2 separate regions of the Homo sapiens genome follow, and region 1 is linked to region 2. The links are chromatin contacts, found by Hi-C in ENCODE. All regions are on one chromosome and are shown on one strand. Each heading gives the region's core, a stretch centred on a gene start or an enhancer-like site at or near the end of the contact. The rest is flanking DNA. Distances are from core to core; before and after follow the strand shown.

The links. Hi-C counts contacts between places; a loop is a spot of excess contacts on that map. Pooled maps may share reads with other maps.
Region 1: a map of CD4-positive, alpha-beta T cell shows a loop between it and region 2 (14-fold over the local background). The contact joins the promoter of NPHP1 here to the promoter of MRPS9-AS2 in region 2. A Hi-C loop is called at or near these places in 2 of 168 maps with a recorded cell type or tissue (CD4-positive, alpha-beta T cell and naive thymus-derived CD4-positive, alpha-beta T cell) and 5 of 50 pooled maps.

What each region holds. Positions count from the first base shown.
Region 1 is chr2:110,202,756-110,209,170 of GRCh38, reverse strand. It overlaps NPHP1 (nephrocystin 1), which reads left to right and starts at 4,158. Exons shown (of 20, transcript NM_001128178.3): 1 at 4,158-4,271. The coding sequence starts at 4,203.
Region 2 is chr2:105,036,137-105,043,225 of GRCh38, reverse strand. It overlaps MRPS9-AS2 (MRPS9 antisense RNA 2), which reads left to right and starts at 4,730. Exons shown (of 3, transcript NR_110603.1): 1 at 4,730-4,772. MRPS9 (mitochondrial ribosomal protein S9) reads right to left here and starts at 5,157. Exons shown (of 11, transcript NM_182640.3): 1 at 4,999-5,157. The coding sequence starts at 5,133. RefSeq lists enhancers at 4,175-5,117, 4,871-5,200, 5,371-5,420, 5,471-5,520, 5,541-5,750.

The sequences.
Region 1 (6,415 bases), core at 2,909-5,408, 5.2 Mb before region 2:
CTGCATCTGTCTCATTTCTTAGCACCTGAGTTCCTGAAACTCCCAGTTTTCTTGATGCCTTTCATTCCTAGTAGATCAACCATATGAGAAGATAAAGGCTGTTAGCTGGGAATTCCTTCATCCTACTCAATAGTTTTGTCTAGAGCAGTAGTTTTCAACAGGGCTACACATTATAATCATCTAGGGAGCTTTAAAAATACTAATTCTTGCATGCCACTGTCCAGACATTTTGATTCATGTCATTTGGAATATGGCCTGGGTATTAGAATTTTTAGTTCTTCAGGTGATTGTGATGGTCACCTGAGGTTGAAAACTACTGTTTTTGAAGCTCTGTCTCATTAGGTTTCCTTTACCAGGAGAGAAGACACACGGGCCCTTTCCAAGGCTGTCTCCTCTTTGGCCTCTGCAGAATTCTGCATCTCCCTCAGGACCTTTCTTGTTCTCCAGTACATCATCTCTGTTGCGTCTGCAGTCTCTGCCTGCTTTCTATTTACAAATGCATATTTTTTCTTTTCTTTTTTTTTTTTTTTTTTTTTTTGAGACGGAGTCTCACTCTGTCCCCCAGGCTGGAGTGCAGTGGTGTGATGTTGGCTCACTGCAACCTGTGCCTCCCGGGTTCAAGCGATTCTTGTGCCTCAGCCTCCCCGAGTAGCTGGGATAACAGGTGCCTGCCACCATGCCTGGCTAACAAATGCATGGATTTTGACTTAAAATTTATTTTAGTTGATGTTATCATTTGCCAATATTTTCTTTCCAAATATTTTGCCCATTGGTCTGCTGTGATCTGCCCTCTGCACCTTCCAGAAACATTAATATCTATGGCTCTTCTGAATCCTCACATTTTACCTTGAGGGTATTTGATGAGGCCACTTTGTCCCTTGAAATTCTCCTTCCCTTGCTTCTCTAATACAAAAGTTTATTGAGTTTCCAAACTGCTACTATTGCTGCCTTTCTCAAGTTCCTCAAACTTTTGCCTTGGTTCTCTGCCCTGTCCTCTCCTGTGATTACCCTAGCCATTCTCTTGGCTTAACTAGCACATCCAAGCAGAGCCCCCTCCCTCTGATCCTTTCCTTCAATTCCAGCTTCACCCTTTCAGCTGTCTAGTGGACATATTCAATGCATGACCTTACTGTAGAGCTCAGTGTATTTAATCATAAGCTGTTCATTTGGCGGGGAATTCTGTACACCAGGTAGCACTTCTGTGGTAAGTGGTTGGTACAATTTTCATGTTTCTAGTCTATTACTGTAGCTTGGAAGCTCTTTGAGAGCAGTATTAAACATCTTGTACCACAGGCCTAAACAGTGCCTTGCACCAAGGTATATATTTGTCATTTTTATTTGAGGTGGATTGTTTTCTTTTCTTTTCTTTTCTTTCTTTCTTTCTTTCTTTTTTTTTTTTTTTTTTTTTTTTTTGAGACACAGTCTCACTCTGTTGCCCAGGCTGGAGTGCACTGGTGTGATCTCAGCTCACTGGAACCTTCACCTCCCAGGTTCAAGTGATTCTCCTGCCTCAGCCTCCTGAGTAGCTGGGATTACAGGCATGTGCCAACACACTTGGCTAATTTTTGTATTTTTAGTAGAGACAGGGTTTCGCCATGTTGGCCAGGCTGGTCTCAAACTCCTGACCTCAGGTGATCCACCCACCTCGGCTCCCCAAAGTGTTGGGATTACAGGCGTGAGCCACCGTGCCCAGCCTGAATTTTCTTTTAAGGCCCTAAAACTGCACACTTTCTCTATTCTCTTTGCTATAATCTTTTTATTGATTCCAAGTCGTCTTGTTCCACTGGTTCTGTCTACATTATGAGTCTCTTGGAAGCTGTTAAATTCTTTTTCAGTATGACCTGTGAGGAAGCAATTCAAAATTGTTACTCATTTTAACACACTGATAGAAATCATGATGAGTTTTATGAAGTAGCTTGCTCTCAGGAGAAACATTGGCCATGGTTTGCTTTAGTTTCTTTTGGCTACCTCACTGCAGATCTCTCTTGTTTTAGGTTATGTTGTTTTTTATAATGGCATCAAGGTATAACTACAGAGGAGCAATGACTAGTATTAATGTGACTGTCCTGAATATTACAGTTATTAGTGAAAAATCATTAGCTGAGTAATCATATCATTTATAGCACACTGAATACCTCAGTGGTACTTCTCAAACTTGAATGTGCACATGAAACACTGGGGTATTGTTAAAATACAGATTCTGATTCTCCTAGGACTGTGGTGGGGCTGAAAATGTGAAAATGTGCATTTCTAACAAGGTCCCAGGTGGTGATGATGCTGATCTAGGAATCGCAAGTAATGAATACTTGTAACCGAAACAATATGATGCAAAAATGTATAAAGTCAAACATCTTCACACCTGAGGTGAATGAGTAATACACTTTTTTTGCACCTTTCCTTATTGTTCATATATTCACACATATTTAGGGGGGGTTATTAGTTTATTTTTACCAACAGAATTAAACTGTATCCATGATGCTATTAACTTTTCCATTTAAAATGTGGAAATCCCTATAAATAAGTAGATGCAGAATAATTTTTTCTAATTTATTTGTAGACTGAGAATTTCATAAGTAATAGCTGTATTTTAGAGCAATTTTTTTCGTTTTGCTCATCTCATCACCTGTAATTATTGATTTAATAATCCACTTAGAAATATTTTATAGCATTTTCTCATTTGTTGTAAAGATTTTTAATGGAAATCCTATGTTTGACTATTTAAGTGAACTAATTATCATAAGCCATAATAGAGAAATTAATTCAAAATAAGACATGAATTACAACAAAACAGACAATACCAAATCTTGCCAAGGACATAAAGAACAAAAACTCATACACTGCTGATAGGGTATAAATTAGTACCATTTTGGGAAACCAGGTAGTAGTATCTACTAAAGCTGACGTATAACATGCCTGTGACTCAGCAGTGTTATGTGTTTGCCAGAAGACTTGCACCAGGACGTTCTTAGCAGCGCTATTTATACTAGCCCTAAGCTGGAAACTGCCCACTTACCCAGCAACAGTAGAATCAGTATGTTAGGGTATATCATATGTGAAATATCAGCAATGAGAATGAACAGACTACAGACACACACAGTATAGATGCATCTCACAAATGTGATATTTAAAGGACAGGAGAAGCCACCACACAGTGCATAATTTCATTGTATAGTACAAAAAAAGGCAACACAAGTTTGTGCTCTTATAAGTTAGGATATTGTTCACCTTTGGTGTGTGGTAGAGAAGTGAGAGGGTTGAGAGGTTGGGGGTAGGCAAGGACTAGAAAGACAGGAAGAGTGTGAGTGGGCAGATAATGTTCTGTTTCATAATCTGGGTGCTGTTATGGGGTGGAGGGTTTTCAGAGCTGCACACAAAGTCTGTAGACTTTTCTCTGTATGTATTATACTTGAAGAAAAAAGTACATAAATAATGGTTCATCCTGGCCTGTGGCTGTTCTGAAGAACATTCATTTGTATTAATGGGGTCCATCATTTGGAAGGTGAGCCCCAAGCATCATCATTCTTATTCAAGTTCAATTTTGGTGTAGTGGAGTTTTGGAATTGGATTCATGGGATGCAGTCCCATATGGGGGAAACATGACAACCTTCCTGAGAGTTGATGTAAACTGGGAATCATAATGAGAACTAATAATTTGCTCATAGATTTGCTGTAGAACAATTACCATCCTTACAGAATTCAGAATTGACAACGTGCAATATTAGAATGAAATGAAACTTCAGTAGCCTAAATGGCAAAGAATTAAAAACTGCCTTTTGAAGTGACAGTATGGAACAGAACCATATATTCCATAGGAAAGCTATCCTTGGAGTTAATGAAAGAGTTTAAGATACTAAAATTGTATCTTAACATTAGCTTACAAAATTGGTATCAGAAAGCAAATGCCATAAAACAGGTATCCCAGCAAGAAGGTGGTGTTATTATTGATGTATTGTGGGGAATGTAGTTTCAGACGCCGGGGGACGTTCCCCTATCCTTAGGAATTGCCGAGGAAAAGTGACTCCCCCGGCTGTGACCTGCCTGGTGGCGTGGGATGACCACCGCAAGAGAACATTTGACCCTTCCCGGGACCGGCCCGGGCGGGGCGGGGCTGGGAGGCGGGCGCACATCGATGGCGTCACCTTCTGGCGCCGCCGGTTGGTTTCCCTGGCAACTGGAGCAATCAGAGCACCGCAGCCAGGGAGATGCTGGCGAGACGACAGCGAGATCCTCTCCAGGCCCTGCGGCGCCGCAATCAGGAGCTGAAGCAACAGGTATGGTCAGGCTGTGCAGAGGGCCCTGGGGCGGGCGACAGGCGGACGCAGCTGCGCGCACTGCGCCTTCCCACCGTGACCCCACCTAATCCTGGGAGCTTGCCCCCAACCTACTTACCTTCCCAGGTTGTAACGCCCCCTTACCCCATAACATTCCAGCACCCAACCCCGATTCAAACCCCTCCTGATCCCAACTCAACCCCCAGCCAAAGGCGAAACCTCCCAAAATTCGTGACCATCAACTAAGCGCCCCCTCCTCCGACCCTCACTCCCACCTAACGTCTCAACCTCCTACCCTAACAACTCACTAACCCACCTTATCTCCCAATCTAAACTTAGTGGTGTAACCATTTCCAACCCAACTCTGAGCCTAGCTCCTCTCCTCCACTTTCCAAGCCCATTTCCTTTCAGCCTTCCTCAAGTGGAGATTATTATTGCCTCCGTGAACTCAAGCGAAATAGGTGTCAAGAAATAGTCTTAATATGCAAGAACATTAAGATCTGATAAATGAGCAAAGGAGGTGAACGAGAGAGGAAATACAAGTAACTCATAAACATACGAGGAATGTTAACTTCAAAGATACTCAAGTAATTGCAAAGCACATAAGGTATCACAAAAATGTTAAAAATCACAACACTCTGTCTTGAGGAAGGTGTGATGAAGCAGGCACATTCACTGCTCCCGTGTATAAGGTGCTTGTACAGCATTTCAGGAAAGCAGCTTGACAAGGTGTAACATATGTGTATGCACCTAGGCTCAAAAATTACATTTCCAGGGATCTGCTATGTGTAATAATTAGAAAGTAGGACAGAGATTGATGTATAAAAGTATTCATCACATTGTTACTTATATAATATACACAGAACAGCATAGAAGGGAACAGGCTAATATGGTATTTCTGTGTGACAGGATGCTGATGATTATTATGATTTTCTTTATTCTTTTTCATATTTATAAAAATTTTTAGGCCAGGTGTGGTGGCTCATGCTAGTAGTACCAGCTACTTGGGAGGCTGAGACAGGAGGATCACCTGAGCCCAGGAGTTCGAGACTAGCCTGGGCAACATAACAAGACTTGGTCTCAAAAAAAAAAAAACTTTTTAAAAATACACTGAGTTCTTATTAAAAATAAGAAAAAAGTAAATAGCAACCAGTGGGTTTATTTTCTGACATTTTAATTTCACTTTAATTTTTTTCATGTGATCTATTACCAAGTATTTTTCCACTGAGTAAAATTATTTTATAATCTGAGGCCGGTAAGAGATTCACTGATGCTCATATTTTATCCATTTTTGTTCTCTTGTTTAAAGTAAAAAGGATTTGGAAGGTAAATATTTAGGTGACTGTGTATTGGAATCACAGTGGTGCAACAAAAGCTAAATACTCTTCTGGTAGAAATAAAAAATAAAACTTGATGGGGCATTGACTTATGCTGAACTTCGGTGGATCTTAATATGGTTCTGTGTCTTATTTTAAAATTTCAACTTTTATTTTAGATTCAGGGGGTACATGTGCAGGTCTGTCACATGGGAACACTGTGTTATGCTGAGGTTTGGGGTACAGATGAGCCTATCACACAAGCAGTGAGCACAGTACCCAATAGGCAGTCTTTCAGTCTTCATTCCTCTTCCCTCCCCCACCCCACTCCAGCAGTCACCAGTGTCCATTGCTCCCATCTTTATGTCCATGTGTACTCAACGAGTGAGAACATATGGTATTTGGTTTTCTGTTCCTATGCTAATTCACTTAGGACAATGGCCTCCAGCTCCATCCATGTTGCTGCAAAGGACATGATTTCATTCTTTTTTATGGTTGCATATTTTTTCATGGTGTATATGTACCACATTTTCTTTATCCAGTCCACCATTGGTGGGCATCTATGTTGATTCCATGTCTTTGCTATTGTGAATAGTGCTGTAGGGAACATACACATGCATGTGACATTTTGGTAGAATCATTTCTTTTTTGGGGGTATATACACGGAAATGGGATTTCTGGGTCAAATGATAGTTCTGTTTTACGTTGTTTGGGAAATCTCCAAACTGCTTTCCACAGTGGCTGAACTAATTTTCATGCCCACCAACAGTGTATATGTGTACTCTTTTCTTGTCAGCCTCACCAGAATCTGTCATTTCTTGATTTTTT
Region 2 (7,089 bases), core at 3,481-5,980:
ATCAAATAAAACGCATAAACCCTGTTTAACTCCCAATTAAAATAAACCAACTATATACAAAAAGCTACTGTTGGGACATTCAGGGAAATTTGAACATGAAATAGGTAATAGATGATAAGAAATTACTGTTCATTCTGTTAGATATGGCGGTGGCAAGGAATCTATTTTTTTAAAAAAACCTTTATGTTAGAGATGCATATTCAAGTACCTATAAGTAAAATAACAGAATGTCTGGGGTTTACATTAAATGACTCTGGGGGGTGGGAGGGGAGAAATAAAAACAAGACTGGGAAATTATTAATAATTGTTGAAGCTGGTTGATGGATCTGTGGAGTTCATTATATTATTCTATTTTTATATGCTTGGTTTTGCAGAATAAAATTCTAAAAATAAACTACTTTACAAGTTCATTTAACAAATCTGAGCAATTATTATAGACCAGGCTCTGTATTAAATGTTAACAGAAATAATTGTAAAGAAGAAATGAGTGATGTTAAAGTGAGAATGTTGCTATAATGAGATAAGAAAACAAAACATAGTAAAGATGCAGTTTTGTTTAAGCTAATAATCCTATCTGACAAAAAGAATGATACAGCAGGTGTTCAGATGTACCCACATGTGCACACACATAGGTACCCATATATGCCCACACATAAGAACCATAGAAGAAAGACCTAAATACATGAGAGAGACACTTAGATAACAAGAAAATAAGTATATGTGGGTCTTCCACTGTTGTAGGCAGCTTCCAAGATGGCTCCCAGTGAATCTGCCACCTGCTGTTCTTCTCTCTTGCTTACCTTTTCTTCATCAGCCTGAGGGAAGCCAGATGTGCTGAGTTGCCCTAGAGGCCCATGTGGCAGGAGCTGAGGGAGGGCTCTGGCCAACAGCCAGCAAGGACCTGGGGCCTTCAGCCCGACAGCCTGCAAGAATCTAAATCCTGCTAACTACAACACTGAGTGAGCCTAGAAGCAGACTCTCCCCACCCACAGTGGAGCCTTGAGATGACTGCAGCCCCGGCCAATACCTGGACTCTTGCCTTACCAGAGACCCTGAGCAAGAGGACCCAACAAAGTGTGCCTGGAGAACCCTGACCCACAGAAACTGTAGATAACAAATGTCTGTTGTTTAAGCTGCTAGGTTTTAGGATAATTTGTTATGTAGCAATAAATAACTGATACGTTCATCATCCTAATTACAATGAAGCATTGTACAAGAAAGTTTAGTTATCTTGTTTTACAAGGAAAAGAGAGGTGAGAATGATAGTAGCATTTATTATCAAGCTCTTATTATATAAGAAACATATAAATTGCCAAATAAAGACTGTAAATTTTAATGTAGAGGTATTTTTCCTAATTACAGCAATGAGGAACACACTCAATTCTATCCTTACAAGGACAGGATTAGATCTCAAAGGGAACAGTTTATCCTACCAAAGGGCTTTTCTGTTGCTAATAAACTGGGATTAAAAATAAATATATTCAAAAATTATCGGGGTAGGGCATAACTAATTTACAGAGCTGTACAGAGCATCTGATACAAATTCAAGTCAATTATACAATTTGTTTTTCAAAGCGTTTTTTAGCCATTTGTCAAAAAAAATGTATTAAGATCCTACTAAAGCAGATCAATAGAATGCTGTGATAAATACAGGATATTATAACCTCCAGAAGCATGAGAGATTAAAAAAAAAAAAACAGATACTTTAGACAGAGACAGGAATGTGTTTACAGTGGAAACCAAAATATAAAGGGCCAAGCCATTTAATGTCATTGATCACTTCTCTGGCAGATGGTCTAAATCAACAAAGGCATCTTGGCTTGGCAAAAACTGAATATTTAAGCACTAGGAAAGTGTTCAGTAGTAGAGAATAATTAAGAAAACACCCTATTAGTGTTTTGTAGAAATATTTTTCAAAATAGCAATTGGTCTTTTGTTTTTCCTTATTATAAAAATCACAAATATTATAGAAAACCAAATTAGCATTCCTATATTAGCTATATTGATAGAGGATTTATGAATTCATGGGTAACCTTTGTAGTACAGCATGGAAGGAAACTGTCAACTGCTCATAATAATGCTAACACTATTTTCATTTGTGAGAGGTAAAAAATTCAGCTACCTTAGCATAGCAAAACAGATCATACTGATTCCTGCCAAACTTTCCAGACCTGTCTCTGCACCATTCTCTCACCAAAACCCTATGCTATAACCAATTGTTGCTGACAAAGCCCACTATTACTCAGTACATCTCTATACCCTTATGCACCTATTATATCTTCCTTGAATAGAATAGCTTTCTGTTTTCATATAACTCCTATTTGCTGCTAAAGACGCTATTTTCCTTTGCCTCCTCTGGGAAGCTGCCCATGACAATCCTCTACCTGGTCAACAACTCTAGTCTGACTCAGGCATATTACTTCTGTGCTCTTCTGTATTTACCTCTGTAAATATCACAGTACACCATAGATCCCTGATATTCATGGATATACAATCTGAAAAGTTTGGCCATTCATAAGACTGCCTCTTCTGCCCCAAATTTGGGACACTCAGACATTTGCAATTGTATTGAGGCATTAATACAAAACATGCATACCACAAGATTGCTATGCAAGAGGTAGTCTGCTAGTGAAGGTCTCAACTGAGAACCTAGGAATAGCTTAACAAAACTCGCTTCTTTTTCCTTATTGTAACAGTGTTTCTCAAACTTGTTAAACTGTGACCCATTGTAATATTTACTGTTTATATCACCACCTAGTATACATTTACATATATAAACAAAATGCAAAAATACTCTGCATGAAATGCACTTTATTATTATTCTATTCTCCCACACCCTTCAAGTTTTCTGTAACCTCTGAAGAGATTTTGTAATTAAGGAAATTAAAAGTGGAACAAACAAAAGACCAGGTATAGTGTTTTGTCACTCATTAAGTGATTAAAATTTTTATTATTTTATAAAACATGGGCTACCAAGAGAAATCTATCTATTAATGTTGGAGGCAGAAGTGAAAAAATGTTAATGTTTAAGACAGATAAGCTCTGCACCACGATAAAAAAAAAAGCTTTATCAATGTCTTTAGGTATATGTATGCAATCATAAGAATCTAAAGGGGGGTCAGCTAAGTGTTTCAGTTATATCTGAGCTGTACTTAATGTGGTAAAATATATGCTGTAGTAGTATTCAGGAATCTGGGGATTCAGCCATTTCAGGACCATCCCTTAAGAGTGCTAAGGGTGGATACTATCTTGTAATTGTTTGACTTTAAATTGTTTACTTCACAGTGCCTGGCTCAGGTAAAGTGCTCAGTAAACATTTGCCATATGGGGGAAAGAGGTTGTTTCAAGAATGGTCAAGGAGATGAAAATTAAAGTAACAGGAGAAATCATTCTTCATCCATTTTACTAAACCAGTACTTAAGAACTAGACCAGATGTTTACTGAAACTTTATTAGTGCAAAGAAAGTAGAAACAAAGCAAATGTCCATCAATTGTTACATTAACTTTGATATATTCTTATCATGGAATAGTATGCAGCAGTTAAAAATGCTTTTAAAAACATAATAGGGGACCCTGAAGGATTTCTACTTTACAATATACTGCATATGTACAAGAGAAAAGCAGAAAGTAAAATGCAATCAAATATGGTACCATTTTTTGTAAAGTACACCTGTGCATGTATGTTTATGCATGATTATAAGAACATGGAAAAAACATAGAAGAATAGATACCAGGAGGGACAGAAAGTTAGCCATCCCCCAATACATACATTAAATGTCAACAATAAAAATACTCTGTATGATATAGTCCCTCTCATAATCATGCGTATGTAGCAAAGATATACTCAAAGAGATGCATGAAAAAATAAAAATTTCTAGCACATTTTCCAGTAAGAAAAAAAAAAAAAACAAATGTCCACATGAATAGATAGAATGGACTGGTTGATCTAGATTAAAATATAAAGGAAAGAACATACAAAAAGATGTTTTTTTTTTTAAATATAGTTTTTAAAGTATGGTATTTGACTTTCCTGCAATAATTGGTACTTGTTATCACTCTCCCTCCTTGAAACATTCACCTGTTTTCCATGACACCACACTGGCTGGTTTCTCTCCTGCTTCTTTGGTCCCTCATTCTCAATCTCTTGAGGCCTCTTATTTCTTATTTGTCCTTCAGGGCCCTGTCCCTCTGCCTACTCCTCAGTACACTCTCCCTAGGTAATTTAATTTGTTTACAAGGCCTCAGTTACCATTTACAAGGTAACAGGGCATTTCGAAATCAGTTCTCCTCCTGAGCTATACACTTGACTATCCGTAGACCTACTGGAAATCCCAGATGCCTAAAAACATAATCCCATACTAAACTCGTTTCTTCCCTCTCAAATCTTTTTCCTGCTCTGAGATCGCATGTCAGTAAACTGGCATCATCAGCCATCCAGCTGTTGACTCCCCACTTCTCCCTGGATTAAACGAAACGTACAAGTTCTGGCCTGCATCTTTCCATAGAGGGGGATTCGGGAAAATTAAGAAGCCAGAAATTGCGCATATTGAAGGCACTTTCAAAAAGTCACTGTCCTCTACACAACGTGACTTTCTCCATTGTCTTCCAGGCACCTGCAGGAATCCAATTCCCATCATTCTTCTCTGGCGCGGCCCTCCTCCTCCCTAGACAGCAGGGCAGGGTAGGACTGGACCCAACACAGACCTAGGCACCGACCCTTACTTAGCTCAGCAGCCAAATGAAGGAGGAGGTCGCTCCACTTCTACCTTCAGGTAAGTTCCCCTCGCTGCACCCCGCAAAAAAACAAGTAACAACCTCTAGAGCGGCTACTGCACGCCAATACCCACCTCCTCCCCCCCAACCTCAGACCTCCACTAAATACCTAAGATCCTAGAGTCCCTGCCTGAAGGCACGCGAGACGCTGGGGGAAGGTGTCCGCGCTGGCTCCACATCCTCGCGCGGCAGAGGTAAGCCGCTTCCAGTCTTCCCAGGCCTTACCTGGGATCTGACATTTGTTTGCAACTCAGGGGCCGCGGTTTTCCAGAGGCCTTGCTTCCGGGCGAGGCTACCCCTACCCCAGAGAAGAAGCCGGTACGAAACTGCTCCGCCGTAGGACACACAGGGCGCCGCCATGTTAGCTGTGGGAGCTCCAGGACCGGAGGGGTGAGGGGGCGGGGCCTAGAGACGGCGCAGGCGCTAATGGCGCGGGGTTCCAGAGGCTGTCCTGTGCAAGAGCTTCTCGGGCCTTTGGATCAGGGGGCGTGTCCCGCGATCCGCGACAGCTCGTCGCTGATTGGGTGCATGGTGTCCGCGGGGCGTATCCGACTCCACCCCTGCTCGGTGTCGACCTCAAGAAGGATCGCTGGTGGGTCGTTTTTCTCGGCCTCTTTCTCTTCACGTCCTGAACTCAGTCTCTTCGGGACTCACTTCCACGCTCTCCTAGTCTCTTTGGCACTCACATCCACGTGGCGCTTTAGCCAGCCCTTCCTTCCCAGCCCCCTTGCTGCACCTCGAGCCGGCTCTTCCTCCACCTGGGCAGGGCGGCCGGGGCCCCAGATGCGCTCCAAGCCTTGATTCCTGTCTGCCTTATCCTAGTAGGGGTTTTCCCCTCCTCTAACTTTCCACGTTCGTCTGGTTCCAAGTCAAGACTCTCCTGCAGCAACTGTCAAGCCCCTCTCGGTTCCCTGGCACTCTCCTGCGTTGTTTCTTAACTGTATAATGCACAGGATAAACCTTAAACCGGTAAGGTCAAACACTACCTTTCTCGTTTTTGCACGCCCCTCCCTAAGCGTTGGTACTAAGCCTTACTTGAAACCCAATCAGAACTGATTAATTGTTGAATAGAGATGAGTATGTCTTGCTTTCTGAAACTTGCGTGCTCCTGGCAGTTAACTCCCAGGTTGCTTTCTACGAAACACATACTAAATGATGTAGTAACGCACTTTAAAAGGGTTTACACACACTTAGATTTGAAGGGTCAGTAAAAGTAAAACACACAGAAAATCTGAGATCATACAAAGTTGTCAAGCAAATAAATGCCGTCTACTATCACCATCATTTCACGAAACAGAACTTTTTAGCATTAAAAAGGTAGAATGGCAGAATTTCACAATAAAGAAAAATCTTTTAAATGGAATACATTTACTTGTATAAAATGCTCATCCTGTTGTTCTTTTTGTTATTAGCTTTTAGACTAGCAAAAGATATCTTGAGAAATTGGCAGAGGTCGGAGGACTAAACTCTGATTTTTTTATCTTGCCCAAGATTCCTATCTACAGGATTTGGGGAGTCATGCCCTACAAATCATAAATTCTTATTAGATGGGTTTTACTTAACCCTATATATGGTGACTTACTTTCCAACCTGACTCTGGCATAACATTACAAGACAAGGAAGAAAATCAAAATATTTTACCCCAAAACATGTTTCTTTGCCATATCTTGAAATGGCCCTGCAAAGCTGTCCTTGGAGGGGTGGGATATGCATCTGTAAAGAATCTGTATTAACATAGCTAGATCTTTTTCTTCCAGACCCTCCCAATCCTAAAGAGATTAACTAAGATCTGAATAGGAAACATTTGTCATCCATTGTCTCTAAGGGCAGCCACTGTAAGACTTACAGAGAACTTTGGTCTCCACAATCTTTATCTTAAACTGAACATTCCCTTTCTATCAGTCCCAGGTCTTTCTGGACCAAACCAATGTATTTCTTAAATGTGTTTGATTGATGTCTCATGCCTCCCTAAAATGTATAAAATCAAGTTGCGCCCTGACCACCTTGGGCACAAATTCTCAGGACCTGCTGAGGACTGTGTCATGGGCCATGATCACTCATATTTGTCTCAGAATAAATCTCTTCAAAATATTTTACAGAGTTCGACTCTTTTTGTCAACGGATGGATAAACTAGCATTTGGGAATCAAGACTTTATTTATTTATTTATTTTATTTATTTTGAGATGGAAGTTCGCTCTTGTCGTCCAGGCTGCAGTGCAGTGATGTGATCTCGGCTCACTGCACCTTCTGCCTCCCGGGTTCAAGCGATTCTCCTGCCTCAGCCTCCCGAGTAGCTGGGATTATAGGTGCCCACC